Linked DNA regions of Mus musculus: regions 1, 2 and 3 are each linked to region 4. The links are chromatin loops, found by intact Hi-C in ENCODE. Cell type or tissue: left cerebral cortex. All regions are shown on one strand.

What was found. A loop is a pair of places that touch in the nucleus more often than their neighbours do. Peaks named below come from ENCODE experiments on the same cell type or tissue, not always from the same donor. Only the 100,000 strongest peaks of a DNase experiment are listed, where the experiment ranks them.
Region 1: it touches region 4 in a loop (11-fold over the local background); 2 of 42 quality-filtered maps call a loop at or near these places.
Region 2: it touches region 4 in a loop (8-fold over the local background); 2 of 42 quality-filtered maps call a loop at or near these places.
Region 3: it touches region 4 in a loop (4-fold over the local background); 2 of 42 quality-filtered maps call a loop at or near these places.

Annotation. Positions count from the first base shown.
Region 1 is chr14:123,229,956-123,237,955 of GRCm38, forward strand. The region is part of intron 1 of Gm33906 (a long non-coding RNA gene); the gene reads left to right. Among named protein-coding and RNA genes, the nearest start is that of AA536875, 65 kb to the left of the region's middle. In left cerebral cortex, no CTCF peak of the experiment used is centred here; a DNase peak (open chromatin) is centred at 3,035.
Region 2 is chr14:122,954,645-122,962,644 of GRCm38, forward strand. The region is part of intron 5 of Tmtc4 (transmembrane and tetratricopeptide repeat containing 4); the gene reads right to left. Among named protein-coding and RNA genes, the nearest start is that of Tmtc4, 25 kb to the right of the region's middle. In left cerebral cortex, no CTCF peak of the experiment used is centred here; a DNase peak (open chromatin) is centred at 3,514.
Region 3 is chr14:123,198,018-123,206,017 of GRCm38, forward strand. All of the region lies in intron 1 of Gm33906 (a long non-coding RNA gene), which reads left to right. Among named protein-coding and RNA genes, the nearest start is that of AA536875, 34 kb to the left of the region's middle. In left cerebral cortex, no CTCF peak of the experiment used is centred here; DNase peaks (open chromatin) are centred at 4,179 and 5,473; H3K4me3 peaks cover 868 bases; H3K27ac peaks cover 1,083 bases.
Region 4 is chr14:123,135,350-123,143,349 of GRCm38, forward strand. All of the region lies in intron 1 of Gm33906 (a long non-coding RNA gene), which reads left to right. Among named protein-coding and RNA genes, the nearest start is that of AA536875, 29 kb to the right of the region's middle. In left cerebral cortex, no CTCF peak of the experiment used is centred here; a DNase peak (open chromatin) is centred at 3,585.

The sequences.
Region 1 (8,000 bases), 95 kb after region 4:
CAGAACAAAGAGCTAGAATCAGGCAGAGGAAAGGAGACTGACAAGCAGACTGATGCAAAATAAGAAGGTAGAAGATTGTTAGAAGTTGTGGCAGCTGGTTTGGTGTTCCATGCATATATTTACAGCTATTCTAATCTGGAGGCTAAAGCGGAAGAACTAGAAGTTCAACATTTGCCTGAGCTGCAGAGTGAATTTTAGAATTAGTCTCAAAATAAAGAGTAAAATGAGATGGGAGATTGTCTTCATTAGGGTTCTGTTGCCATGAAGCATTGTGACCAAAACACCTTGGGGAGGAAAAGGTTTATTTCTCTCACAGTTCCACATAACATTTTCTCATCAAAAGCAGTGAGGGCAGTAATTTATTCAGGGCAGGATCATGGAGGCAAGAACTAATGCAGATGCCATGTGTACTGGCTGGTTGTGGGTGTCAACTTGACACAGGCTGGAGTTATTACAGAGAAAGGAACTTCAGTTGGGGAGATGCCTCTACAAGGTCCAGCTGTAAGGCATTTTCTCAATTAGTGATCAAGGGAGAAAGGCCCCTTGTGGGTGAGACCATCTCTGGGCTGGTAGTCTTGGGTTCTATAAGAGAGCAGGCTGAGCAAGCCAGGGGAGGCAAGCCAGTAAAGAACATCCCTCCATGGCCTCTGCATCAGCTCCTGCTTCCTGCCTTGCTTGAGTTCCAGTCTTGACTTCCTTTAGTGATGAACAGCAGTATGGAAGTGTAAGCTGAATAAACCCTTTCCTCCCCAACTGCTTCTTGGTCATGATGTTTATGCAGAAATAGAAACCCTGACTAAGACACCATGGATAGGTGATACTTTCTGGTTTACTCCTCATGACTTGCTTATTCTGCTTTCTTTTTTATTTTTTTTATTTTTTTTATTATTAGGTATTTTCCTCGTTTACATTTTCAATGCTATCCCAAAGGTCCCCCATACCCACCCCCCCCAATCCCCTACCCACCCACTCCCCCTTTTTGGCCCTGGCGTTCCCCTGTACTGGGGCATATAAAGTTTGCGTGTCCAATGGGCCTCTCTTTGCAGTGATGGCCGACTAGGCCATCTTTTGATACATATGCAGCTAAAGACAAGAGCTCCCGGGTACTGGTTAGTTCATATTGTTGTTCCACCTATAGGGTTGCAGTTCCCTTTAGCTCCTTGGGTAATTTCTCTAGCTCCTCCATTGGGGGCCATGTGACCCATCCAATAGCTGACTGTGATCATCTACTTCTGTGTTTGCTAGGCCCCGGCATAGTCTCACAAGAGAGAGCTATATCTAGACAAGGCTGTCCACTCTCACCCTACCTATTCAACATTGCACTTGAAGTCCTAGCCAGAGCAATTAGACAACAAAAGGAGATCAAGGGGATACAAATTGGAAAGGAAGAAGTCAAAATATCACTTTTTGCAGATGATATGATAGTATATATAAGTGACCCTAAAAATTCCACCAGAGAACTCCTAAGCCTGATAAACAGCTTCAATAAAGTAGCTGGATATAAAATTAACTCAAACAAGTCAATGGCCTTTCTCTACACAAAGGATAAACAGGCTGAGAAAGAAATTAAGGAAACAACACCCTTCTCAATAGTCACAAATAATATAAAATACCTTGGCGTGACTCTTAACTAAGGAAGTGAAAGATCTGTATGATAAGAACTTCAAGTCTCTAAAGAAAGAAATTAAAGAAGATCTCAGAAGATGGAAAGATCTCCCATGCTCATGGATTGGCAGGATCAACATTGTAAAAATGGCTATCTTGCCAAAAGCAATCTACAGATTCAATGCAATCCCCATCAAAATTCCAACTCAATTCTTCAACGAATTAGAAAGGGCAATCGGCAGATTCATCTGGAATAACAAAAAACCGAGGATAGCAAAAATTCTTCTCAAGGATAAAAGAACCCCTGGTGGAATCACCATGCCAGACCTAAAACTGTACTACAGAGCAATTGTGATCAAAACTGCATGGTACTGGTATAGTGACAGACAAGTAGACCAATGGAACAGAATTGAAGACCCAGAGATGAATCCACACACCTATGGTCACTTGATCTTTGACAAGGGAGCTAAAACCATCCAGTGGAAAAAAGACAGCATTTTCAACAAATGGTGCTGGCACAACTGGCGGTTATCATGTAGAAGAATGCAAATTGATCCATTTCTATCTCCTTGTACTAAGGTCAAATCTATTCTGCTTTCTTATACATCCCAGGACCACTAACCCAGAGATGACACCACCCACACTGGACTGGGTGCTCCCTCATAATTCATTAAGAAAATGTCCTTCAGGCTTGTGTATAGATGGAGGACCTATTTTCTCAGGGGAGGCTCCCTCCTCTCTAATAACTCTGGGTTGTGTCAAATTGACATTGAACTAGTGATATAGCTCAGTGGTAGGGTGTTTGCCTAGCATGTATAATGCTCAGTACCTAGTACCACCACCACTAAATGATGTAGCTTTTATGCATTCTGGACTGGACCTGCAGATTGTTCTTGGGTAAACCTAAAGTTTGAGATACTTCTTAAATTCTTCTTAGTTGGAATGGGCTTCCTGGCATTTATCTCTCTGTAAAGACTGAGCTATATAATGCTCCTAAATATAGCAGTGCTCATCTGAACCGGACAAAAAAGTTGCAGCTTCTTCTGTTATATTGGACCTGTCTATGGCTCTTCAACAAATGTAAAGCAAAATCAAAATATGATTCATTAGATGTATGATAACAAGGTAAGAACAAAACATTAATTATTTTTACCCTCAGGCTGTCAGGCTACAACCTGTTGTTAGTAAAGCAAATGCAGCTATGAGCAGAGTATTTTTTTCTTGCCTGTAGCACAGACTTTCAGCTCTTATTTTAATTGGAGTTGTGCATTTGAATATTCATAAGCATACATTGCAAGCTCACAAACCAAGATTGTTTTCTGTGTAGGATACCCACCAGAAACAAGGTCACCATTTATTTGAAAAAAACAATATGGCATGTGGGATGGAATGAGGTTATGGTAACACAATTTTTCTAACCTTAAATGGGCTGTGGGCTGTGTTCTGACACATGGCCTGGTAAGACAAAATATTTTAAATCAGCAGAGTCCTGGAAAATCCAGGACATATGGCTGACTTAGCTTTGGAACTAAAATAATTTTTTCAGTGAATTAAACAATGTTATCCCAGTATATTTGTAGATCCCTTGACTTATGAATTCAGTCACTTCCTGGGAAAGTATGGAAGCCCTTCAGTGTATGTTTGCAGACTTCTCTATGGGTTCTATTCTCTATTTCACAGACATCTTTAACCATTCCAAACAGTGTTAGTGTGTGAAAGACACTCTCCATGCTTTTCATATGTGAGTTCTTCTCCAACACTGGAGACTGAAGTCTTAGGGTTGAGTGCTCATATTGCTTATTATCCTTTTTAGTTATTTCTATGTCTCAGCAAACCTCTAGTGTGGTATGCTTAGGTACTGCCAATGGAGATTGATTTGCTGTTGTTTGTTGTGGAGATAGTAGGCTGTTTAAGGCAAGGGTTTTTCTTCTTCCACATCTCTCTCTTTCTTTTGTACTTTTGTTCATTCTTTCATTCTTTTGTGGTAGTATCTCATTTAGTCCAGGTGACTGGGTTTAGAACTTACTATGTAGCCAAAGATGACTTTTAATGTCTGACTCCACTGCCTCTATCTTCCAGGTGCTGGTATGTAGGTGGGCACTAGAACTAGCCAACCAGGATTGTTTCTTAAACAATTCATCTCTGCTTCTTTTCAAAGTGTTTGGTATCCCAAACAGTCAGGAATTTAGTAAAGGATAAAGTAACCATTGGTTGAGTGAATAAAATTGTGGAATTTTATTGTCTGTTGTAAATATATTGTCTTGAAGGAAGTAAGACTTAATGATAGCAAATAATGGGATCATGGAATAGAATTTGTAAAGGAAAGGAAAAAACATTATGCAGACCTGAGAGTGTTGGAAGAGAAAGGTACATGAGAAGAGACACTGAAGACCAACATGTTCTGCAGTGAGGAGTGAGTTTGTGGTACAAAGGAGGGAGTCTCTCATGTTAAATATGGAGTGATTGAAGATATTGAATTCACTGAATTAAAAATCATAAATGTACACTCATTACAATGGCAAAATGAAAAGATCAGGAAACCACCAAGTGTTGGTGAGCATACAGGCAGCCAGAACTCTCATCCACTGCTAGTGTGAGTGGACCTTGTTGGTATTTTTGATAGTGAAGTTGTCCTCAAATTCCACCTCTGGGACACATCCTGAAGAAATTCAACACTCATACACAGTAGGATATTTGTAGCACCACTATTAAATAATACAACTGTGTTAAAAGTTACCCAAATGTTTATCAACAGAAAATACATAAATCATAGCATATACAGGTAATGCTAGAAAACAGCAATAAGAATGAGTAAGCCATAAATATAGACATCAGGAATCAGTAGGCCCAATATCTGATAAAAGAAGATAAACAGAAAAAGGTACATTCTGTACACTTCTATTTTAGAGTACTACTAAATGGCAACATTAATGTGGATTCAGAAGCCAGTGTGACAGTTAGTGAAAGGTGGGGTGGTGTATTCCAGGGGGTGAGAGAGAACACTGGATTCTAGGAGTTTGATAATGTTCTTTCCTTAGACTGGGTGCTAAGCATGTAGGCATGTGCAGTTTGTATGTATCCCTTGAACTTTTAACTTATGACTTATTTCCCTATTGCATATTGATTTTTTAAGTACATTTAAGAAATCAATCAAGCTTCAGTAAGAAATGTAGTAAAATAATATTCTGATGCTCTGACCTAGGAATTTCTTTTTAAGAAATAGTGTTTGACGGATGATTTCTACAGAAGGGAAAATCATTAATATGGTTAGGGAGGGTATGTGAGGATTTATGACTAGGCTGGAGGAAGCATTAAAAGGAGCCATTTAGACATAGTTGGGTAGGGAGAAGAGATGTCTTGTTTCACATGTTTTCCTTTCGGCCTTTGGTTTAAGGCAAGGAATAATTTGAGGGTATCCAAGTGTCAGGAGGGAGAAGTTTGTCTGTGGAGAATAGAATGAAGAACTAAAGTCTGAGAGAAGGTATCAAGGACAGAGGCAGGACACTTGGGCTTTCGAAGGAAATCAAGTCCATTTACCTAGAAGTGTAGGAGTATGGAGGACATTGAGGCTCTTGAAGGTGTCTCAGTGTATGTAGCATGAGAGGGGGCATAAAGAAATGAGTGAGAAAATCAATATAGCTTTTAAGGAACACACTTTGGAGACTAGAGAAGAATACTTTTGCCCAACACAATGAAGAACACCATTAGTGTGTTTGCTATAGTTTTATCATGCAGGGTACTGGTGTTTAGGGTAAAATGAAGAGCAGATAATCAGAAAGGATACCTAGATTAGAGTGGGGGTTAAAGGTAAGTCTCTAAGAAGGATGTGATTCCAAGGTGTGGTGAGGACTTTTGCATAATAACTTACAGCATAGTGAATTGTTTGGCAAGAATTAAATGAAGTGTCTGAGTAAAATTTCAGACTAGAGAGGGTCTGAAGAAGTAAAGGCTTGGGGCCAGGAAGGATCATATTTGGTGGATGCAGGGAGTTGGGGGAGATGACAGACTCTAGTAGTTTGAATATGCTTAGCCATGGGAAGCAGCACTGTTAGGAGGTGTGACCTTGTTGGAATGGGTGTGACCTTGTTGGAGGAAGTGTGTCACTGTGTTCATAGTCTTTGAGGCTAAAGTTTCCCCCATGTAGGTGTGGAAGAGAGTCCCCTCCTAGCTGCCTGCAGAGAAGTCTCCTCCTGACTGTCTTCGGATCAAGATGTAGAACTCTCATCTACTTCATCCAGCATGTCTGCCTGCATGCTGCTATACTTCCCACCATGAAGATAATGGACTGAACTTCTGAAACTGTAAGCCAGCCCCAGTTAAATATTTTCTTTTATAAGATTTGCCTTGGTCATGTTGTCTCTTCACAGCAATAAAACCCAAGCTAAGGCATAGATCAAACTTCTCTTGTTCCTGGTTCTGTACATCTCAGGTCCCTACTAAATTTCAGCTTAATCTTCCCATCCCAGAGAGAGCTTTTCACTGTGGTCATTATTTCTCTATCTAAAGCTACTCAAGAAACAAAAACATGGGGCGGGGTGGGTAAATGGAGTTTCAATAAAGAGTTGAACACCTCATGCTATATATAGCAGTGGTCCTTATAGTTAGGTACAGGTGGAGCCATAGTCAGATGTCCTCATTGTCATAGGTGGCTCAAATAAAATGCTTAATGATCACAGTGAATGAGAAGTTTTAGGTACATGCCCCCCCCCCCACCTTTTCTTTATATTTATTTTTGTAGTGATGGGGATTGAATCCTGGGTCCCCAGATCTGGAATTTTTTTTAAATCCAGAGACTTGTTTATTATTATTATTATTTACTATTATTATTATTATTATTATTATTATTATTTAATTTTCTGTCAGAGATTCTCCTTCTATTCTTTTAAAAAATAAACATCAAAACCTATTAATGTTACAGATAGGACCACTGCATCAGGACTTATTTGAGCATGAGTGTAGTTAGCCTTCAGCAGCCTTTTACACTGAGCTAGATTTTTACCCACATACAACCTTTCTGCCACTACTATTACCATCATCTGTGGCTCAACCACAAATACTCACATTATACACTTTCAGCATCATTATCCCAAATTGAGGAATTTCAGATAGAATCATCTGTGAAAATATCAGAGGTAAAAGTAAGCTATTACAGGGTGTTGATGTCACCCCAAGGCCTTGTTTGCTATTTTCCTGCTCATTTTACTGCATTTAACCCACTATAGAAGGGACTGAGCTATAATCAACTGTAATTTATTGGGGCTAATGGAGGGACAAAGAGATCCTAGCAGTATAGGACAGTGAACACGGGGTAAGGATGAGGACACATGCATGCATATTTTCTAGACAGCACAGGCATAAAAAAAAATCAGTCCTAATAATTTGCAACTCGACTGGAATGTTCTGTGACCTGAGGCAACAAGAGTAATAGACCAAGGAGGTGGTAAACATTTTAGTCACTGGCAGATGCAAAAAGAGCTGTGTTAAGAAACACAACAAGCAGAAAATGGAGAGTTGGTATATAGCTGGCTGCTGAAAGGGTATGGTTCTATTGGAACCACATTCATATGCCACATCATTATTTTTATTATGCAACTTTTTTCCCCTATGAATTACCCAAAGGTAGCTCTGACCTTTGACTGAACTCTGGGGAGAACTCAGATTCCATACTGCTTGCTAATTTTACTCCTACAGATGTGGAAAAGGAAGCCAGCGGATGTTAGTCTCATGAAGGGCTCAGAAGATGGTGCTTGCTGTTAAAATTCCCTGAGGTGCTTCTGGGAGACAAACATGGCCTGTTGACGGGATGTGGTGCCCTTTGCATCCTGACATCTCATTTCTGTAGAAGGGATGAATCATTATGTGAGAGCCTTTTAGTAGGTCAAAATAAAACAAGAGTTACATTAGACCCAAACTTGCTGTCACCTTTTCTACAAGATTTGCTTGAGTTATATCTGAGTGCATACACACATACACACACTGGAAAAGGGTTTAAAAAATACCTAATTTCTACAGTTAAGTAGTGAGCTATGTAAAATTGTGTGAGTCTGAGGGCATGACAAGTCTAGATACTCATGCAAATCCTTTCCCTTTCTCTACTGTCATTTTTGTTTTGTCCTCAATTGTTGCATGTAGGATCATGCTGATCCAGGACACCCACCCACTTATCCTTTGATGGTTTAACGTCTATAGCATCAGTTTCTGGATATTTGTTTGGTTGAGTGGTTATTGTAGGCAGTTAGCTTGTTTAGTGACTCACGAATGTTTCCAGATGAGGTTCAGTGGAAACACAGCGCTCTATAAAATGGTAGGAACAGTTAGTGGGAGTTGCTGTCTCTGCTTTCCTTGTTATCTGAGAGCCGGGGTTTTTACGATCTTTGCTGTGCATATTTTGCACA
Region 2 (8,000 bases), 180 kb before region 4:
GGTTTTTGCAACTTGGCACAATCCTAACATATGTGGGAAGTGGGAGTCTTATCTGAGAGAAAGTCTTCACCAGATTGGTCTGAAGGCAAGGCTTTTGGGTGTTGTCGTGTCGTGATTGAGGATTGATGTAGGAGGGCTCACTGTGAGCACTGTTGTTCCTGGGCTGGTGGTCATGAATTGTATGAACAAACAGGCTGAATATTATCTTCTACTGTCTCTGCTTCTGCTCCTGCCGCCAGCTTCCTGCCTTGAGCTCTTGCCCTGACTTCCTTCAGCGATAGATGGTTATAGAGGGCGATAAGGTCTTGTACACATGATAGGCACTGGAGAAGCCAGGGAAGGTGAAGGAACACACAGGTTACCTCTTCAATGGAATAAGGTGCTTAGCTGTTCTTCCTGGAATGCAAGGAATGATGTAGTTTTTACAACCTGACGATCCTTTGCTATCTGATGAGACAAACTCTGCCTGTATCTTCCAGAATTTTTGTTTTGACTTACCCCAGACTCTTTCCCCCTAAGTCTTGAACACTGTGTTAGACCCTAAACCATTCTTATGAGTGATATCCCATGTGCTTTACTAAGTGACTTAAGAGCCTAAGTGACTTCTATGTTTATCTTAGGGCCAGGCCAATCCTGACACCCACAGGCCTTATGTTTAACTCAGGCAAGCTCCCTAGACCCTAACTTCTTGGGCACCATCTCCAAGACAACAACATCCATTCTTGTGAAAGCAGCCAGATATACTTTGTAAAGAATCTCAATATAAACATCTTAAACTGCTGTGCATTTGGGACTCAGTTGTTACCAAAATTTTTTTCCAAAATTGTGCTGTGCTTAAACACAGCTAAAGTAAAATGACCTGGGCCAGACTCTAGAAGTCCTTCCTGGTGTAGCACCGGTTACAATAAAATCCAGCTGAGCTGAATTTCATTCTTAAGTCACCCTGATGGTTTTTGATCACCCCAGACTGTGTTGTGGAAGTACAAACTGAAACAAACCCTTTCCTCTCCACGCTCCTTTTGGCCATGCTTTATCACAGCAATAGAAGCACTTAAACTAAACCTCCTCCAATTTCACGTCCTTCACCGAAATCCTCCCTTAGGCTTCTGATATCAGACACCCAAAAACCTGCCTGGTGACGGCACTTCTCTGCTGAAGTTACTTCAGCTTCAGTAACCAAAATCAGTGGCAATTTCAGATCAAAGGCAACACTTCAATGGTCAGTTATTAACCCAGTTGACGGCTTCACCTGCAGAGAGCTACACTCCAGACCTGTTCCTATATAAAAGCAAGTAATTAAAGCTAACAAGCACTTGGACTTTATCTAGTCCCAGCTGAGATGTGCTGCACTGCCACACAAGAGTCTGAAGACTTCTGTGTGAAAAAAATCATGTGTATTTTACATTTTATACTGATTCCATATAAAATTGTATTTCTGATAGACTAAAATCATCTCACTTTTTTTTTTTTTTTGAGACAGGGAGACTTATACTCCAGCCTGGCCTCAGACTCACTATGGAGAAGATGACCCTTGATTTCTGATGCTCTTGTTTCCAGCTCTTGAGTGCTAAGATTACAGTCCTGGTTCTTGTGGACCTGGGGCCTGAACTGAGGGCTTTATGCACGGTTTGTATGCACTCTAGCAACTAAGCTACATTCCCAGACCACTTGTTCCTGAAATTTAAACAGTGGGAACTGGAAAAAAAAAAAAAAGACAAGTATGCCCTGTTATGTTTCTATATATGGCAGCCTCTGTAAACCTCAGAATCAGCCTCAGCTTTGTGAGACACCTTGCACACTGCTTTGTCTATATTCCATCCACACCTCTAAAATCTTGCAAAGTATGAAATGAGTCTGCTGATTTAAATCCAACATTTTCTCATCTACTCTTTGCCACCGAGCTATCAGTATTTTATCAGAAGCCTTAGGATTAAACATGCATATGTGTTAGCGTGTCTTCCAGCATCCAAACTAGAAAACTTTACCTTTTAAAATCGTATCATCTGGGGCTGGAAAGATGGCTCACCAGTTAAGAACATTCATTGTTCTTCTAGAGGACCCAGGTTTCATTTCCAGCACCCATGTGAGGTATCTCACAACCACCCATAACTCCGGGTCCAGAGAACTCTTGCACACGGGTGTCTGCCTGCCAGCCTGTGCTGCACGCACATACACTCGGGCACATACACATACACACAAAATAATAAATGGATAAATCTCTAAAATTATATCATATAAATCATGGGGTTCTTCTTCACAAATGTGTAGTATGCCTGGACATTATAAACCAGAGTCAACTAATGTACAAAGCATTGGCAAAAATGCTTATATTACATGAGTGGGTAGAAAAACTGAGAAACCCGTTCTGAGTTCTGGGACAACCCCATCTACTATAGTTTTTAATCCATGCAATTCCCCTAAATTAAGACTTACTTTTAATCTCGATTCATCGAAGCAACTAAGGAGGTCAACCTGCAACATAACCTAGGTGAATTTGGATTTCATGGGTTTTTTTTATGGCTGTTTTTAACCAGGCAACCAAATGCTAGCAACTCTCATTCCAAGTATGAATATTTCATCGCAGTGACAGAAACACTAGGCCACCTTGCATATAGAACCAAATTAATGGTTTATTTTAGCTCCATGTTTACTAGAAGTCTTTTACATTGTCACATTTCTTATGCAACTATGCAGCGATAGCAAAAAGTTAGTAATCTTCTCGGTGTGAACAAATACAGTTAGAAGACAAGTTCTTTCATTTTTAACTTAGCCTTCTAGCCTCTTCAGGATGGAAGTATCCTCATCATGTAAGAGGCTAATTTTAAATAAATAAATAAATAAATAAATATGAATAAAATGCATATAAAAATGTAATAATTTTCAACCTAAAAGCAACTGTGAGAAACAGTAACCTTAAAACCAACGTTGCCTCCAGTTACATTTATGAATAATCCAGTTACATTTTTATGAATCTTTGTTTAGAAATAAAGTCTCCCTAAGACAGGTAATTCTATCTTGAATGCAGCTCTCTATTCAAGTATCTACTGGAATTCATGGCCCTAACTTTGTCCATACTGTTAGATTTTTAAGCTCAGAAGATACAGGAAGAGATAACAAAACCATCTGTAGCTATTCTGTACCTTTCAGGTGGAGGAAAGCCACTTTCCAGGGCAATTACCTAGCACAAGCGCCAATGGCATAAGACTCAGAACATGGGAGGTCCACCCCACTCCATATCTCTATTATCCATGATGACACAGTCCCTTAGGTCAACGGAGGCAAAGGATGAAGGAGCGAAGGGAAGAACTCCAACCAGCAGAAAGACACTTGTCAGCACTGACACCCACAAGTGCCAACAGATGTGACCAATTTAATGAAGCATTCGTCTCCGACTTGGCACTCCTTCCAGAGGGAAGCCCTCCTCCCTCCTTTCAGCAAGAGCAGCACATTGTACAAGCTAGCCCTCTTCACCACCCTCTGCCTGGCAGCTCTGCGGAGCGAAACTGGCACATCATGGTGTGTGTGGGAACCGGGCCATCACGACAGGTGGTCACAGCTCTGTAGCTGCCAGAGCTACACAATGAGCATCAGACTCGTGTTCCAAGTACTGGAACCAACCGAGCCTGCTTCCATGCACAGAATGAGAGTCAGACTTGCTGTCCTCACATAGGGGACCATGTAAAGAAATTCAAGCAGGGGAGGAATCCAAAGAAAATGAAGGCAGAGAAGAAAGAGACAAACAACCCACCAGCAATGACCCCAGACTAAAAACAGGTGTCTGTATGGCACAGCCATTTACTTTTTATTATTTATTTATTTATTTATTGCCAACTTATTCATTTATTTATAAAGTAAGTTTTTTACTGTAGTCTAAGCTGGCCTCAAACTCACAATTCCTCTTCCCTTTGCCTCTAGAGTATTTGGATGACAGGTGTGTCACCCAATTGACTAGGCTTACTTTTTAAGCACCATGATTCTAAGTCAAAAGAAAAAAAAAAAAATCTTAAGCTAAATGTAAAGGAATGAAAACCCCGATTTCCTGGCTGAACCAAAACAGGACAGCAACAGGATAAAGGTTTAAGAACAAAACAACAACAACAACAACAACAACAAAAACCAAACCAAACCAAACAACAAATAAACAAACAAAAAACAGGCTCTGAGCTCTGAGATCTTGTTGACTTTTGGCGGAGCTGAGAATTTAAAGTGTGTGCCATACAATGTAACAAGACCATCCCTCAGGGCCAGGCGTGGTGGCGCACGCCTTTAATCCCAGCACATGGGAGGCAGAGGCAGGCGGATTTCTGAGTTCCAGGCCAGCCTAGTCTACAAAGTGAGTTCCCGGACAGCAAGGGCTACACAGAGAAACCCTGTCTCGAAAAACAAACAAAACAAAACAAACAAACAAAAAAACAAAACAAAAAACAACAAAAAAACCCCATCCCTCTCTGGAAGAGCCCTCCTCCCACATGAGTAAGATACTGAGTCCTAGCTTAAGGTACTAGTTGAAGAATGGAATTGTTTTCACCATTTTAGCAAGCTTACAGTTCAGGGCTTACCTGTCTCCAGTCTGAAAGAGCAGGCTTTCAAAGAGCTTTCAGTATTGACAAAACATCTCATGAGAACAGCATATTAAACAACAACAACAACAAATGTACCTTCAACTCATTTAATTAATGATTTTTTTGTCTTATTCTGAAGTAAATGTCTGATGACATTTAAAAGCTCTTTTTCTAAAAGAGCTTAAAGAGAGTAAAGAAAGGCAAAACAAAACAAAATCCAAAAATATCCAAAAAAAATCCAGAGTCCTAAAGATGACAGTGAGTAGATTTCCTTCCAGTTTCTGAAAGTCCAGGTCACCAGAGCTGAACAAAGCGGCCTCCTAATAAACTCAAGTAGTTAAAGATTGTTCAGACTTAATAATACAGACCGCACCTATAAAGAAAGCTAATGAGGTTACCCAAAAGGAGCTATAGTCTCTCAGAGAGCCTTCTAACTAGTTAAATCATAATTCAGAGCGCTTAATTTCTGTTCCCTTATAAAATAGTATTAACTCAGTTCCAACTCCTGAATGTCAAGTTTATGTGTACCTAAAACCGGACCTCCTTTTTTATTGACTTTATATATTCAGATGCTTAAAGTACAAAGACCAGGACTTTAAGTTGGTTGCTTTAAACATTAAGCCTAAGCATTAAACAGCATGATCATTTTCATTCCAATAGAGACTGTGTTTCTGCTACAAAACTTTTAATTCTCTGCTGTACTTACAGACACAGGCAAACACCATGCTATGGCATGAGTCTGTGAGGACGGCTTAGCCTGTCTGTGTTCACTGCACTGATGAGCTAGGGGAGGGAAAACTGGTGATTTAAAACACAGGGAAATGTAAACATTAAGATGCTCCTAAATATATGAAAGGATGGACCAACAGAAACGCGTGGGAATGTCAGGGGTGCCTGCAGTTCAAGGGCCACCCCCATCCACTCCGCAAACACTGCAGCACATGCGGGGAGCTAAGATGACACAGTTAAGGAGGAAGAGTGGAGAAGGGGATTGTTCTTAGCTCCCTGGACATGCTAGACAATTCAAGCCATAGTTTAACCAAACCAAACCGGACTAAGGCTAGGAATGTGCAACCCAGAGGTCTTGATTAGAACATGCAAATCCCTGGGTATAATGTCTTAACATGAGGGGGAAAAGTATTTTTACAAGCGTAAGTATGACATGTATACGTATATTCGTATAATACACATGGGCCTAGAAATCCCCCACCACCACCACCATGGGGCTGTATGGACTTTGTTTCTAGGTTTTGCAATCCAGCATTTGGCACAAGACCCAGTATAAGAAATACTTTTAATATAAGGCTGATTGGTGAGGGAATGGATGATCTAAATTGATCAGCCCCTGTGATGCTTCGGGAACAGTATCAGAGAACAGAACTCCTTTCCTGGTTAGATTTTCTGATCGAAATCTTTTGCCCAGGGAACTTTGTTCTTCCTCTGTGAAGGCTTGTGGACCCTGCAAGCCTCTGAGAATAACAGGTCTTAGGTAATGCACATGCTAGGCTGAATATCGACACTGTACTTAAGGATGTGTCTAAGGTGCTGGTGTTTAACAGAGAACATTCTACTCTTGACATGTTGGGAAAAGAGTAAAAAGAAACAAATCAAAAATATAAAAAAGTTACTGAAATTATGATACCTCTGTCAAGAGACAAGGGATGGGGTGGGATCTATGATAAGGAGAAGACCAAGGGGCTGGTGCAGTGTGGTTAGACCATTGGTCTAGAGGAACAAGGCAGGTTACTCATCAGGATGCAAAGCCCTTTGGTGTCTACAGTGGAGGTCAGGTTAGGACCTTACTAAAGCAATAGAGGCGCCTAAAAAAAAAAAATAAATAAATACTACTCATAGTGCATCTAAGGCCTTCTCAGGATACTTGGAACCTCTAGAATTGCAACCTTAGTGGAACTGATTCACAATGAAGAAGACTCAAGAGTCTTCAACCACCCACTTTAAACCCTGCAGTAACTATGGTATCTCCAACTCAAGCCTGCCAAGGGCAGAATGGATGCAGAGCTGCAAGGCTGAGGGTAACTTTCAAGCTCAAGGCACTGAGGCCTGAAATGAGCTTACCAACCATTACAGTTTCATACTTTAAAGACCAATGCTGAAGGTGACTCTGTGGCTCCATTTGGCCTACTCTTTCCTGTCCTAAAATGAGTTCAAGTTAATTAGTAAATAGAGGCTATAGGCTAGACATGGACAAGCGGGCTTTTGTCCAGGCTCCCACAACCATCCTCCTCTCTTCTTACTGTTGTGGGAAGGGAAGGTCAAACAAATTAATATTTATTCGTAATCCAAGTGGGGTGCTACCACCGATACTTTTCCGCAAACACCAATCATGCTCAGATTAACTTTATTGAAGATACTTGATAAACTCAGACCTAACCATCTCTTTCTCATGCTAAATTAAATACAGTATACATGCTAACTAAAATAGTGTCGCTGGACGCAAAACGAAAGGTAATATGGCAAGCACCAACTTCCCGGGAATCAGAGTACGAGTTAACTGAGCACCCCTCAACAATGAAGTACCTTCACCTCACTATCAGTTTCTGAAGACTTCACGAGTATTTAATTTGTCTTTCAACACTAGGCATAGAACCCGAGGCTTCGCCTATGCCAGGGGAAGTGATCCACTCCCAAGCTAAACTCCCAGCTCCAAAGGCTCCCTAAACCAATTACCTATTGTACGGATGACCCTTAGAAACAATTTTATGACTGTAAAAGAACTCAAAACAGATACACATATACTACATAAATGTTAATGCACACATTCATGAACTTTAACACAGAAAGGATAAAGAATCCAGGGCAGAATGCCAAGTAGCTTCAGGTTTTTTTTTTTCACCACTCTGAAAGAACAGTCCATTCAGAAAGCCTAGCGAATTTATCAGCTCACTCAATGGAAGGAGTTCTGGTGTTGTAATGGTTTCCCTTATGACTTTACAAGGCAATCTTTAAAAGCAGTGGGAGGTTCCACATGACACACCTTACCTGTTAAATCTGTGGATATTTAATACTTAATATAGATACTTTCTTCAAAAAGTACGTTTGATGACTGTGAAATTCATTCATAACTCTAAGTAATTGTTTTAAGGAGGTTATGTTAAGATTAATAAATGATGACTGATGAGACATTTCTGAAAAAAAACCTCTTAAGTCTGAAGTTTTCATTTTCTGAGTGCTGAGAAATGTCTCCCTATAACCTGCAGATTCCAACTTAATTGCCAATGACAGGACATGTAGAGCCATTATACTTAATTAACATGTCTGTGATGGGGGGAACCCCTCCCATGCCTGATTCACAGCCTTATGGAAAACAGAATGGCGCTGGAATCTTGCTCAGCTGTTAGGAGACTGAGGCAGGAACAACCTCTACAGAGCTCTAATCATGAGCTGTGGTTAGTGGGGAGTCCCTGTCCAAGGAACTGA
Region 3 (8,000 bases), 63 kb after region 4:
GTTTGTTTTCTAATGGACCCTGAGAGGAGGTAGATCTGGACGGGTCAGGGGAAGAAACTAGCAGGAACAGATGGAGGGACAATGTAGTCTGGACACATGACATGAGGAAAAATTCCCATATACTAAACAGATTTACTTATATACTTATTTCACCCCTTGAGATCAAACCTAGGGCATTATGCATATTAGGTAGATGCTCTGCTATTAAGCCCCAACTTCAGAACCCTGGACATAGGACTTCTCAGGCTTTTACAGACACTAAATGTCTAATCACATGCTTCTTTTCCTCTCTCTCTGTTGAGAAGCATCTTGAACAACACACAGAACAGATGATTAGTTTGAAAATGTATTAAAATAATTTAAAATGTATTAATCTCAAGGTAACAGACATAGGCTAATATTCTTAGCATGTAGGAAGTAAAGACAGGAAGATAAATAGTTCAAGGTCACCCTGAACTCAGGGGCAGTATCTGACTTTAGGTATATGCACTAAATAATTAGAAAATTAAAACCTCTTTTGGTTTGTGTTAATCAAATTTATACATAACATTAGCCCAACATTTCTTTCTATATTTCTTTAAAAATATATTTTCAGGTTGCAATATAATTACTTCATTTCCCCCTTTCCTTTCAAAACTCCAAACCCTCACATATACCCCTCCTTGCTCTTTTACAAATTTACAGTCTAAAAAAAATTAATCATTTGTATGCATATACGTATATGTTGGTTTTGGAATTTATTTCCCGTGGTGTGCCAAGTGTTCTTTTTAAAATATGGCACCCATTTAAAATATTTATCTGTTTGATCATTTTTCATATGTTGCACAATATGTATACAGCTCATGCTGAGTGGGTCTCCTTTGTGCTTATATATATAAGAATCGCCTGTGGAGTTTATAACCATAGCCACAACTGCTTCCCATTCCCTGCTACTACACAAGCATCTCTGAGGTAGTGAATGGCGCTTTCATCTGAAAAAGGGCTCCTTGTGGATTGGAAGAAATCACCTACTTGCTGAGGGCCAGGCACTAGATTTGGTACCACAAGAAGAAAGAAAATTAGATTTGGGAACCACATCCTTTAAGCTCTTTGGAACCCCTCAGCAACTTCTTTTGTGTCCAGTCAGCTCATCACCAAATGTACCATACCCCAAGACCCCAAAATTATTGCATAAAATATTTTTCTTAATTAGAAAATGCCAGATGTAAGCATTGGATTCTTGGCCTTAAAACCTCAGACACCAGACTGTCTGGCTCTACCCTGCATGCCTGGCAAACTGAGTGCACGGTGTCTGGCACACAGACACGAACCAGGAGATGTTTTTGTTGAATGAACAATTGAACAAAGGAGCAATGCTTGCTGGAAAGCAATTGTTTGCTAACTTGAGACTTTCAATTATCAGGGATGAAAAAAACAAGCCAGAGGCAACATTCCTAATTCATCAGAAATCACTCAGAAGGAAGGCTGTTATTACAATTCCTAAGTCGATTACACTTCAAGCATATTAGAGTCCTCACTGCCAAAAAGCACACATCCTTAATACAAAGTAGAATAAATTAGCTCTCTTCCTATCTTACAGATTTTGTTGCATTTTTCTATTCTTCATTCCTTCTTTCCTTTCCACATCTCTCTCCCTCCCATCTCTCTTTCAGAAGAGATTATCAATTCTGACACCGGAAGAGAAAAGACGTTAAGCATCAAGTCAAGGTGTCTAGAGTGGAGCTAGGTCAGGCAGCAGCATGAGGATGAGAACTATGTGAGATACCATATCTCACAGTAATTTTTCTCATCATGCAAATACGTTGTTCACTAGTTGTGGGATATTGGGAGCAGAATCCAGTCCTTTAGAGAAAGGAATGACTAGAGGTAGTCAGGTCTCATAGCCTCAGTCATCCATGTTGGAGCTCAGGTTAGCTCCTACAGAAAGGAAAAATGAGGGGGGAAGTAACTGGTGTCTTATCAACGGGAAGGCAAAAGCCAGAGATGGTTCCAGCTGAGTTGCTCATCTCCTGCATACAGGCACCAAGTCTACCGAGCGTAGCTGAGCTTCTATTCTCCTGCTTAAGTAAGTTCAATACAATTGGAATGATTTGGGTCCTAAAGTTTTGTTTTTTCATGTTTGTGAACAATCTGCACATAAATAATTTCATTTGGTGTTATTTTAATGCTACAGACAGCCAGAACAAACACTTTTGTCTCAAGTTTTCGATTAAGGAGGGAAGGATATCACATAACACATCCAAAGGTTGAAGGATAGGCGAGGAGATAACATCAGAATTAGGTTGCATTCTCAGCCAGGTGTTCTCTGTACCAACAGTTCTTCCCATGCTTCCCAGAGGCAGAGCACGGGTGGTTCTATTGTCATGTGGATGCACTGACAGGGGTCCTCACATTCTGTAGACATTTCTAAGAAGTCCATTCTAGTGAAAGCCTACAGTTTGTTTTGCCTTGGTGCAAAGTAGGAGAGCCAAAGAACAGCAGATTGCTCTACTCTCTACTAGAGATATCATGACCAAAGAATGGGTTAAAGAAAAGGGAAATGATGGTGATCATGTAAGAAGAGTATTGTGTTTGAAAGTAGGGCAATAGAGCTGGGTGTGGTGGCACACACCTTTAATTCCAGCACTTGGGAGGCAGAGGCAGGCAGATTTCTGAGTTCGAGGCCAGCCTGGTCTACAGAGTGAGTTCCAGGACAGCCAGGGCTATACAGAGAAACTCTGTCTCAAAAAAGCAAAACAAAAACAAAACAAAACAAAAACAAAAACAAAAACAAAAAAGTAGGGCAATTGAGAGATTTCCTCCTTGCTTACCAACAGACAAGTTAGCTTGCTGCCACAAACATATGTACATGTGTATGTGTGCATGCGTGCATGTGTGTGTGTGTATGTGTGTGTGTATGTGTGTATACATGCACATAATCACATGCTGCATAATAACAGATTGGTCAAGGGCAGACTTTGAATAGGGTGGTGATCATATAAAATTGTATTATTGAATGATATTTTATCTTAGTTCATGTAACTACATTCTATAGTTTCACAGTGATAAAATTATGTAACCAAGCGTGTATCAGAATGTATATTTATTATTAAGCAAAACATGGTCATACTTAATTCACATTTATATTATTAATATGTGAATGTGTACATATGCATATTTGTCCTGTTTGTGTGTACATGTTTAAATATGCCATAAAGTCTATGAATTAGAAACTGCTAATTATTCATAGAGCATCTTAATGCCAGTTTCTAAGCCCCAATCATAGTAAGCTACATGATGAGTTATCTAGAATATTATAACTAAATCACTATACACCGAGACGAGCCACTGTCCTTTTTAAGTGTGGTCAAAGAAATGTGAGAGTTATGGAGGACTGGAGGAAAGCTGTGATAACCGGGGACACAAGCTGTAACCTACGAGGATGGGCAGAATCTGAACTGACATTGCACCATCTCTTAATTTCTAACTTGGAGAATGGGTGGGTATGGCAGGAATAATGGCACATCCTGTAAAGGAGAGAACATGGCTGGCTTCACAGTCACAGAGTTGAAGAAGAGGATTCAGCAAGAACTGAAGTTGATGCTAGCCAACAAGGTGAATAGGCAGATAAACAGTTATCAAAGCCCATAAATGTGGCTGCCTCTAGATTCCACTTTCTAAATTGGCACATAGTTTCTCAGAATTATATGGGCAAAGAGACTCTGGGAAAATGTAATTTGAGCTGAGTTGTGTTGACAGCCCAAGGCACGGTGCCCTGATCTGCTTTGGACTATTTGCTAGACTCAGGAGATGCCTCTGATCAGTCCCTTCATGCGCAGAGATCCTTTTTGTAGGCTTTCAGAACGTTCCTAGATCTTCCAGCCTCTCTGCCCTGCAGCAAGCCATTCTAACAGTCTTTTCCTTTTCCTTGTCCCCCGAGGCTCGTGAAACATCTCCACTCTCTTACTCCCACTTATTTGTATTCTCTCTGGCTCTCCCATCCCTCTTTAGCTGATGTGGCTGGGTTCCAGGCACGACCCTGGCACAGACTCAACCTATCTTGGCTTTGAGAATGGGAACCTCATGGTTCAGATATTTGCCCTATTTCCTCTTGAGTTTTAAGCGGTGCTTCTACAGAGCTTGGCACACGCCGTGCTTCTGCAGTCCTCCGTCCCTCGTTAAGGAGCCTCTCTTATACACATCTCCTTTTGTGGCGGGTGCTGACGGATGGCCCTGACTTTGAGTAGATCATAGCATTTTCCCCACAAAGAGGAGCAGTGTGCTTTGGCACAGCTGCCTGGTATCCTTCCTAGAATGCTAGAAGGAAGCAGATATTCATTTAGTTTTGGCCAGTTTCTCTTTGTCTAATTTGCCCCATTTGGCTTGCTTTGCTGGCTCTAGTCTTTTAGAAGGCGATAGAGAAAACTCCTCCTCTTGGTTCATGAGCATAAACCTAAGCACGTCAGCATGAGCCTGACTGAGACAAAGATTTACATAAACATCTCTGAGCCTTCAGAACTGTAAGAATATGCCCCTGCTCCAGATGCAGGGCATCTATGCACAAACCCCACATGGAGATCACAGTCCGCTGACTCGTGGATGGCTACCTGGAGAAAAGCCACAATTCAGGATAAATGACTCTGCAAATTAGAGACAAGAGAACCAGAAGCCCCTATTCTTTTGGAACAGCTCATAATTTGGGCAAGTAGCCACAGACACATTTTTGAGGTGAGGAAAGCTACATATTATTCACAATAAAAGTATCCTTAGCATTTTCAGAATAAGTAATATCCATCTCTCAATTAGAGTTAACAGCTAATCAGTGTTCAGCAGGGTAGCACAGTCCTCATCGAACAGCAGGCAGCTTGTTTTATTTTTTTCAGTGCTGCTTAAAGATTATTTGAAAAATCTCCTTCTGAGACCAGTGTGCGGGAAACCACCTACCCCCAGTCAGAATTTAAAGTGATCCAAAATACAATATTAATGATTGATGCTGCATCTCACAGTTTGGCGCTGGGGTTTAATTAGATAAGCATTGCAGCTGTTTTTGGGTGGAGGCAACTTGATAGGGCACAAAGCTGTTGTGTGACTTCCCATCTTCAGGGTATCTATTCAAGTGGAAACAGAAGCAAACTACTAAGAATGATGTCTCTCTCTCTCTCTCTCTCTCTCTCTCTCTCTCTCTCTCTCTCTCTCTCTCTGTGTGTGTGTGTGTGTGTGTGTATCTGTGTGCTGAAATGGCTGTTATGTGACTTTGGATCTACAGGTTAACTATTCAAATGGAAGCAAAAGAAAGATACTAAGAATGATGATGATGATGATTCTGTGTGTGTGTGTGTGTGTGTGTGTGTGTGTGTGTGTGTGTGCGCGCGCGCGCGTGCGTGTGCTCGAGCACATGCTGACATGAGTAAAAGCATTATTTTAGCCTGTGTGTGGGAAGCATTTTGTCATTAAAACATGGGTTTGGCTCTTCCATTCATTCGATGCAGAACTTAGCAAATATAAACGTCTCTCAGTTGCTACCAAGCCCTGTGGAAAGAAAGAACTGACATTTTTATATCTGTGGGTAGATATGGCTTTGAACATAAGCCTTCCTGCTTAAAACCAGTCCCTCTTCATCCATCAGCACCATGCCAGTCTAGTGCTTGTCTTGCCTGTGCAAATAATACCTGAAAACAGACTACTACTGACTTGCTCTGTTTTCTTTAAATCTTGCAGAAATTTAAACTTGAGTGAATAGAGTTTCACCTAACTTAGTCAAACCGAATTTTAACATTTAGTTTTCAAGGAGTTTGGAGTCTTGAGTCTACTGTACCTCAAACTAGATATAACTAAAATATACTATATAGCCTCTGTCTACAGCTAAGCTGTATGTGCATGCATGTATGGCCTCTAGTCACATGGCTCATCTAAATAATTTGTTAAAGCTCATTGCATATTAAGCATGCAAAATTTTGAGAATATATCCCTTCTCAAAGACGGAGGCCGGACTCTGCACATTGATATCTTTAAGGGGGTAGAGAGATGGCTCTGTCTGTTAAAGTGCTTCATGAAAAGCCAGTATAGCTAATTGGGGAGTTTCAGATTCAATGAGAAATTTATCTAAAAAAATAAGGTGGAAGGTGATAGAAGACACCTGACATTGACCTCTGGCTTCCACAGGTGTACTTAGGCACACATACCATACACAGACATGCACATCTCACACACGCACACACATACACCATGGACAGACATGTACATCACACCACACACACACACACACACACACACACACACACACACACGCACACATACCACACATACACAGACACATGCATGCACACATATCACACACACATACTACACACACATACACAGAAACACACATGCACACATATCACACACACCACACACACACACACATATCACACACACATGCACACACCACAGACATGTATATCACACACACACCATACATGCACAACATACACACAGAGGCACACATATCTCACACACACACACACACACACACACACACACACACACACACACACCAAAAAGGAAGCTAGCCTAGGTGTTTTATGTAGGGGAATAATTATTATTTCTTAGTTATCTTATAAAATTCTTATTTTATTATTGAGAATATTAACAATTTTAAAAATTGAGGTTGCTTGTGAATGCTATGGATTATTATTTTCATTGCATAAGATGCTGTCTGATATTGATTGCCAACTTGACATGGTTTCGAATCACCTAGGAGACCAGCCTCTGTGCATGCTTGAGAGGGATTTATCTAGATTTGGTTAGCTTTTGAGAATATCTGAGAGGCTTTATCTAGATTAGGTTAATTGGTATGGGAAGACTCATCCTAACTCCCTCACACATTAAAAAGAGTGAGGTATTTGGGTTTCCAAGGCTTTTCCTAATGGTAATATACAAAATGTCTGTCTAACTATGGGGTGGTTATAAAGGATGTAGGGTTTTTGTTGTTGTTGTTGTTGTTGTTTTTACACAGATACAGAGACAAAGGTAATGAAATGTCCTGAATGATAGACTAAATTACAAACCAAAAACTTGGGTGGGGGGTTTCTGGTTCCAAGGTGACAGTTACTCCTTTGTGTATAGCTGATTGTCTTTGCAGACAGTGTGCAAAATAGATGGAAATTAGAAGTAGACAACTCAGATGTGATTGACTTTGTTATTGCAGAGTGTAGACGTCAACAAAATAGGTAATTCATTAGGGCAGATCAATAAGCTCAACATCAGGGATGCCAAGAGGTACAGTGCAGATAACTATTCTGCATATACATAGAAGTTGTAGATACTGCAGATTTTATTTTTCTTTTTAAAAATGAGCATCTGCCTTGCAGAAATGACTGCTGACCACTTGCAAGCAATGCTTCTGCACTTGCGTTGCTGATAAAATAATTGACAGATGTGGTTTCTTTGTGTCTATTCAAACTGAGGGGGATAGAAAAGCTGTCAGCAATGAGTAGCGGAGTGATCGAAATTCTGCATCAGAACCTCTGAGAATAGAGATGGGTCATAGTGCTTTAAACATTCCTACTTATCCTAAAAGCACTGGATAAAAATGACAAAGAGTGAACTGATATGATGAACCCAGGCATAGTAATATAGTGAGTGAAAGGAGGACATGGATATTTTGGATAAAGAGGGATATAAAGTTACTACATAAACACCAGAGAGTTAAATGTGTACAAATAAGTAACTACTTTATAGAATCATAACTGTGATAAATTATAACAGCAGTTACTTTTGATTTATTGGTGTCAGTTCAACCTTAAGTCCAGTGAGTAGAATTCCCCAGAGTTCTAAATGGGAGGCTCTATACATTGTATCCTTGGTCTTCATTTTCTATGATAAGTCTGAATGACCCAATTCAATCACCCTTCCATATACTTTGGTCACACCCAGGCTTTAAATATACCCAGGCTTCTATTTACATGGTGTGATTATACTATACAGTGAAAGCATAGAGTTTTGGAGGTAGCTGGGAGACAGGATGTACAACAAGAAGG
Region 4 (8,000 bases):
TCCAAACTTAAAAACAATGCATGCTTCTGTGATTTCATGAGAGTGGTAGAATAATCAAAGTGAACCAAGGAGCAGCTGCCTTTTACTGAGTGATTTCAGGCATTTGTAGGCATCACTTTCCCACTGTAACAACCCAATGAAGTCCATCTCACAGAATTGGTAATCAAGCCTTATTTACAAGAAGCTAACTCAGATTGTCATTGAACAAGTAGATGGTGTTGCCAGAGATCACTCTGGTCTTCCAGAGCTCATGATTTGCCAAATTTCAGTGGACTTTCCCCACAACCCTGGCAAGCATTTGTATTTTAGGATTTAGTATTTAGTATTTTAGGAAGAATAATTGCTTTCTTGGCTGTTATTCTTCCCCCCGACACACACACTTGGTCTAGTTTTAGGCATATACTACTTCAAGAAGGCTATTTATTACTCATTATAAAACATAATGAAAGTTTTGCTTATATTGATAATTGTCAGGCTCATGTTTAAATACCCACATATAAACTATGGGTGGTTAGGAAAATGGATGTACATGTACAAAGTGAACTGATACAGAACCATGAAAATAATATATTTGTGAAGATACATGATATAGAAATAATTTTTATAATGTAAATTAATTACCATTTTAAAGTTTATTTCACCATGGGAAAATACATAAAGAAAAGACTTGAAGGAAGTTTTTGGATTTTTAATGTCTTTATATGTTTTCCAAATTTCTATAATTTCTATTTTTAGGGTAGAGATGGGAAATACAGGACCTGACCAATTTATATTTACTTAGAATATATTATATGTTAGTCACTGTTCTTTAGTTTATTTTATCTTATTATGATACCATGGGTCAATACTAGGGATTTTCATATGCTAGACAAGTGCTTTACCACTGAGCCTCAGTTGGAATCCTGGTCTTGACACTGTTCTTGACACTGGTAATACTATAAAGAAAGCCCTTGCCTTTTAGTAATATTGTATATTCTTCATTTTAATGATTCATAACAATTCTTTAGTCATCCATGCCAAGCTAAAGGGTACCACCATCAGTTTCATGGACAACTTAAAAACAAGCAAAACCCAATATACAGGAAAGTCCTTCTTCTTGGAGAGTTGAATTTTTTTTTTTTTTTTTTTTTTTTTTTTTACTTAATAGGCTCAGTCTTTGGGATGTTTTTGTTTGGGAACTTTAATTCTAGAAGTGTATACTGTAGCTGTCTCTTTAGTCTGGAACATTTGTAAATTACCCAAGCACATTTTCTCCAGTTCTATTAAGACACTAGTATCATTGCCAGAGCAAGACAAAACTTGGGGCTTTGGGGGCCCACCTTGAAGTCTTTCATTCAAGCACCTAATGTTTTTCTCTTAAAGACTTATTTATGTGTACATGTGTTCATCTACATGAATTTATGTGTATTATATGCATGTAGTGTCCATGGTGGCCAAAAGTGGGTGAAACTGGAGTTACAGGCAGTTGTGAGCTATCATGTGGTGCTAGGAAGTGAACAAGAACTTCAAGGGCTCTTAACTACTCATGCTGTAATAAACTCAGTGTTACTAGTCAAACAAGATTTTCACAAACTATATCATGTTATCTGCTTTTCTGGTCACTGGGATCAAATACCTTACAAGGAGTGGCTAAAGCAGAAAGCAACTATTTTGGCTCAAGATTTGAGGGTCCATCATGGAGAAAAGGCATAGTTGCAGGATAAGCTTCTGCTGTAGTACTAAAAATATGAGGCTGCTGGTTCACACCTGGGCAGGTCAGGAAAGCAGGAGACTGGGAGTGGAGCCAGGTTGTAAACCTCAAGATCTGTTCCTGAGTGATCTGCTTCCTCTGGTTGTACCCCACCTCCTAAAGTTTCCCCACACCTCCTCAAACTGCACCACCAGCTTGGGAAAAGTGTTCAACATGTGATGAACCTGTGAGGAGCATTTTACATGTAAAACATGTCTGCACATGTTTGTTAGGTAGTCATGAAAGACTTAGCCCCAAACTTTATTGATATATTTTTATCTTGAAATGTGCATATTTATAGGTTCAGACAGATTTTGATCATTATTATTGACTCACTTTAGCAATTCTGTCAAAGTAGATGAAATCAGGTGGCATGCCTGTGCCTACTATACCACTTCTCCCCTCACCCCCTGTTGTGTCCGGCCAGCAGACCACAACCTGGGTTCTATCCTGGAAAGGCATTTTGGAAACCTGGAAGAGAAGAGGGGCTAGGTGGCGAGAGAAAAGAATGTAGTCAAGACAGTTACTCTGATCAAGGCTCAAATTTTATTGTTGCGACACTAGTTATGAAGGAAGGGGGAGGGGACCCGATTCCCGCCGAATAATCTCTGGTCCAGTAGAAAGGCGCACGTGTGTGGCTCCGCAGGTTCCAGCAGTGGGCGTGGCAGAACGAATGAGCAGGAAGCTCCACCCCTGAGCAAGCAGGTTTCAGGCTAGGGGAGGGGAGACTACAACCCCCCATGACTAAAGTCATTGAACATTTCTTTTTATTTCTTTTCTTTTTTTTCTTTTTCTATTGGATACTTTATTTATTTACATTTCAAATATTATCTCCTTTCCCGCCCCCTGAACTCTCCTATCCCATCCTCCCTCCCCCTGCTTCTATGAGGGTGCTCACCCACCCACCCACCCACTCTCACCTCCCTGCCCTGGCATTCCCCTACACTGGGACATTGAGCCTTCCCCAGACCAAGGGCTTCTCCTCCCATTGATGTTGGACAAGGCCATACTCTGCTACATATGTGGCTGGAGTTATGGGGCCCTCCATGTGTACTCTTTGGTTGGTGGTTTAGTTCCTGGGAGCTCTTGGGGAGTCTGGTTGGTTGATATTGTTGTTCTTCCTATGGGTTGCAAACCCCTTCAGCTCCTCCAGTCCTTTCTCTAACTCCTCCATTGAAAACCCTGTGCTCAGTCCAATCATTGGCTGCAAGCATCCACCTCTGTATTTGCCAGTCTCTTAAAGAGCCTCTCAGGAGACAGCTATATCAGGCTCCTGTCAGCAAGCGCTTATTGGCATCCACAATAGTGTCTGGGTTTGGTGTCTGTATATGGGATGGGTCCCCAGGTGGGGCAGTCTCTGGATGGTCTTTCCTTCAGTCTCTGATCCACACTTTGTCTCCGTATATCTTCCTGAGAGTATTTTGTTCCCTCTTCTAAGAATGACTGAAGTATTCACACTTTAGTTTTCTTTCTTCTTGAGCTTCACGTGGTCTGTGAATTGTATCTTGGGTATTCGGAGCTTTTGGACTAATATCCACTTATCAGTGAATGCATACCATGTGTGTTCTTTTGTGATTGGGTTATCTTAAGAAGGATGATATTTTCTAGTTCCATCCATTTGCCTAAGATTTTCATGAAGTCATTGTTTTTAATAGCTGAGTAGTACTCCATTGTGTAAATGTACCACATTTTCTGTATCCGTTCCTCTGTTGAAGGACATCTGGGTTCTTTCTAGCTTCTGGATATTATAAATAAGGCAGCTATGAACATAGTAGAGCATGTGTCCTTTTTATATGTTGGAGCTCTTCTTATGCATATCCATCCACCAGTAGTTCTTAGAGTCTACTGCCTACAAATTTCTGAACACCTACTCACCATCTGTTAAATAATGCTTTCTTCTTGAGTTTCCCTGGTGAATAATATCAAGCTCATGTGTCTAGGGACAGGAATTTGCTTTTCTGTAAATCAGAACAACGTTTCCCTATAATTCTTGCTGTAGTGAATGGAGAATCACAAATACCTTGATAGGTGGTCCTTGAGATGGAGAAATAGTCTTTAATCTTGGCCAGACTGAAGACCATGGGCATGCCTTGGCCTTGTTTCTGTTGTCCTGGGGGGCCCTTGGAGAGAGGTGAACTCTGTTAATTAAACACCATCTATCTAAACCAAAGCTTAGCAGTTTAGAGAGATTTCAGAAGCACTGTAAATGTGAATTTTATTTTGCATTTAAAAAGCCATGCTTTACACAATTGACATGTTGGAGAAAAGATTGATAGTGGGGAGGACTGCTTAAGAACAGGAGAAGGGCTGGAAATTTGCATATTAATTTATGTACCCACAACGAATGCAGACAGCCATAAAATGCACTTGTAATAATTATACTACCATTGAACTGTGGGCTTTTAATTAAATGGAATGTTTTTATCTTGTGTTTTTCACGTTAACCGCGTTGCTATGGATGTCAAGCTGTTCTTGCAAATCAAAGCATTGGAGATGCCTGTTCTGGGCTTTCATCACTGTGGCAGGCAGTGGTCTGCATTCCAGGAGTGTGGCAGCTGGGTCTTGGTGCCCTGGGCCAGCTCTGGGCACTCCAGCTTTATACATTCTTTAAAGGGAGTGTTGGAGATGCAGCTCAGTCAGGGGAGAGCCTTGCCAACCCCTGGCTTTGGAAATAAAGGAATGAGGTATGTAAGCCATGAGCCTTTTCAGTAAATCAGAAAAGGAACTCTGGCTTTTTTTCATGAGACGTGCCTGCAGTATTTATTTTGATCACTGTCTACATAGTGGACATCAGTGTTCCAGACAGAAATCATGCCATAGGAATGACCATTTTCACACTTTTCAGTGCAATGCCAAGCATGTCCTCCCTCTCCTTCCATTTTATTTCTTCTTCAAAAAGAGCTGTTAAGCAGCATCACTCGTGATTGATATAATGATTGTCATTATGTTTTGATGGTCTGGTTGGGACATGCTGAGTCTCTTGTTTTTCATCTGATTTCCACAGTCTGTTCTTCAGCTGTGATTTTCAAGGACTGGGCATATCCATGCAAGTCAATGGGAACATCCCCAAGAGAGGCTTCACACACCAAGATTGGGTTGGGGAATGTTTTTGTTGGTATCAAATGAGTATCACTTCGTTACTGTTTGCATATCCAAGGGAGTGAACAGACAGACTGATATCACAGATACTCAAGGTATTATCAGACATTAAGTCTTTTGTTACCACTCATATACCCAGGGGCTTTTCCAATGGCTCTGCCATAGGTGGTGTTTTTTTTTGTTTGTTTGTTTTTGTTTTGTTTTTTTTTTTGTTATGAGAAATATATAAATAACTTAATAAAAAGGGGAAGATTGATTACAGAGATTTAAGTAAGTCTCACGGATATCCAGGACTATGAGGAGCATGAAGTAAATCCTGCAGAAACTGAGAAGTTGGCGGAAAAAAAGATGAAAGAAGGATCTGTCCATCTCTTAGTCTCTGTTTCTTATTTTACTATTGTTTTGTTTGTTTGTATTTGAGCTTCATTCTTTGCTTTTGACAGCTGGGCTTTCCTTGTATCTTTGCATACAGAGCAGGCACAACTAGTTATCCAGACCTCCTCAACCTTGACCTAGCTTCAAAGCATGCCTGCCTGTCTGTTCTGTTATTCTGATGTATTAAATTCTAGGTGCCCAGAGAAGGGATCTTGGCCTGGTCTAGATATACTGCCAAAATCCATTAATTAGTTGTGGAGTGTGTGTGTGTGTGTGTGTGTGTGTGTGTGTGTGTGTGTGTGTGTGAGAGAGAGAGAGAGAGAGAGAGAGAGAGCTCTCATGTGAACAAGTCAGGCTGACCAACATGACTGTGGACTGGAGAAGACAATTACTATCAACCCAGATATCCTTATTTCTATGCCTGTTCCTCTGCATGTTCACTGATTTATCTAAGAGTTTTCCTAATCAAAAGACTATGTAAACAGGATTCCCCTTGGTAAGATCTTGGCAGTTCTTATCCTTTTAAAGCCTGGGAAATTCTACGTGTATCACTGTTTTCATACAGGCCTCTCGGGAGAGTGCTAGTGTGACCACATGTTAGTAGAGATGATGTATGAGCCAGTTAGTGTATGTGTGTAGCCTCTTTCTTTTCCTTAGTAAACATGGAACAGTACTCTCTGAAAGTATGCCAGAATAAGAAGATCTCTAAGATTTTACCAAAGGACCATTTCCCTGTTTTGAGCACAGATGGGCAAGATTGAGTCTCTGCCCTTCTAAGAAGAGTAGGTGCTTAGTTCCACACAATGGACTTAGACCAAACCAACCAGGAAAGTTGTTTTACCTGCATGAGGAAAAGTTGGTTATGGGAAAGGAAGCCAGAAGGATTTGGGATACAACTTTTTTGTAGATACCAGAATCAGAAAGCACATGTTCCTACAAAGTGTGAGTTCCATATTACAAAACTTCAGCTTTTGTTCCCCATTTGCAGTTTACACAGGTCATAACACCTGGGTAAGTAATACCAATAGAGCCTCTGAAGATCTTGGGAGAAGCCCTTAGATCCCAGACTCACCAAACAGCACATACTCTATACAGAAAGAATTCTAATGGATCCTAATGAATATAACTTGCTTTAGGGCACATTCTAGATTATTTAACAACTTTTAAGAATCTTTTAGGTAGGAAAAGGAACATGGGTTTGGATCTGTAAGATTTTGACTCTGATTGTAGCTCGCAAGAGCCAAATAATTTGTGTGTTCTGAGGTCTGTGCCTGTTTGCATGGTGACTGTCTGGCTTTCAGCATTACTGGCTGTAGTGGATAGGATAGATGGGCTCCCTAACATTCCTCTCCAGTCCCCAAGTCTTCCTTAATGACAAATAAACTGGCTTTCATTGACTAGTGCCACGGCTGTTGATGCTGGGAGATAAGAGCCTTGACTCTGAGAATCCAAAGTATTCTTTGGTGATTTTGAATTGGAGAGGGACTTATCACAATTAGTTGGCTTTAATTTGGTAGTTGAAGGTATAAATAAAGACCATTTGAATTTTCAGAGCAGGGTATTGACAATACAATAACTTTTCTTTGTTCATGTCAGTGTACCAGTTAGGATTTCTTTGTAAAAGCACATTGTATTTCTAGAAATGTAAAAGTTGGCAGATGACATCATCTTCCTTTTTCAGCCCCTGCACAACATCTCTACTGATCAAATGAGGTGATGTTACAGCTTGGTATCTTGTCAAGTCAGCTGGTGCTGGTCATCTGGGTCTGTTTGCTTGAGATATCTGCATGTATTTTAGAGTCAGGCCCACAGTGCTTGTTTCATTGACAGGATAGTTTCCTGTTTGCTGCTCTACTTCTTCATCTTACTGAGGATGTTCATGGACAACAGCTGTGAATTTGAATGGTCTCCTCAAAAGATATGCTGCAGTCCTAGCCCCTGATAGTGTGGAATGTGACCTTACTTGGAACTGGGGTAGTTAAAATTAGTCAAGATGAAATCATCTTGGGCTGTGAAGGTCTTGATCAGTTATGACTGGTGTCCTTATGAGAAGATCACCATAGGAAGATAGACACATAGAGACTACCCCAGTAGATGATGTAGGCAGAGACACAGGTGATATAAGTGCAAGCCAAGGACTACCAGGCTTCAACCAGAAGTCAGGAGGAGGCAAGGAAGGGCTCTGCCCAGAGTTACTGAGGAGGCTCAATCTTGTTGGCCTCCTGTCATCTGTCTTCCAGTCCCAAAGTGATGAGAGAATGAGTTTTCATTCATCATTTGTTATAACAGCAGCTTTCAGAGAGGAATAGAGAAATGGGTTAAGTCTGAAAAGCAACTTTAGCAGTCTTTTCCTTGACTCTCTGATGAGTCTAGATTGTGAAACCCATAGGCTACCAATCTAGTGGCTATCGAGTTCTTTCTATAGCTTGGGGGTTTCCGTATAGGCTGGCCAAGGTTGTCAGAACTATCAATCACAGACAAGGTGGCCACTTGTCATTCTGGTGGTGGAACATTTAAGATCAAGGTGGAAGAAGTTTTTTTTTTTTTTTCTCTATTTTTCAACTTGCTGAGAGATTGCAGCCTTTTTGTATGCTCTCCTCTCTCTGGGGGTCTGAGTCATAATTTCTCCTTAAGAGAAGTTTAGTCTGTTTGGACTAGGTCCACTTTACCTCATATCTTACTTACTTCTTTAGTGGTCCTATCTGAAAATATAGTCACATCCTTAAGCAGTGAAATAGAGTTAGAGTATCCACATATGAATTGGAACACTATTCAGGTCCTTGTCTCACCGACTAGA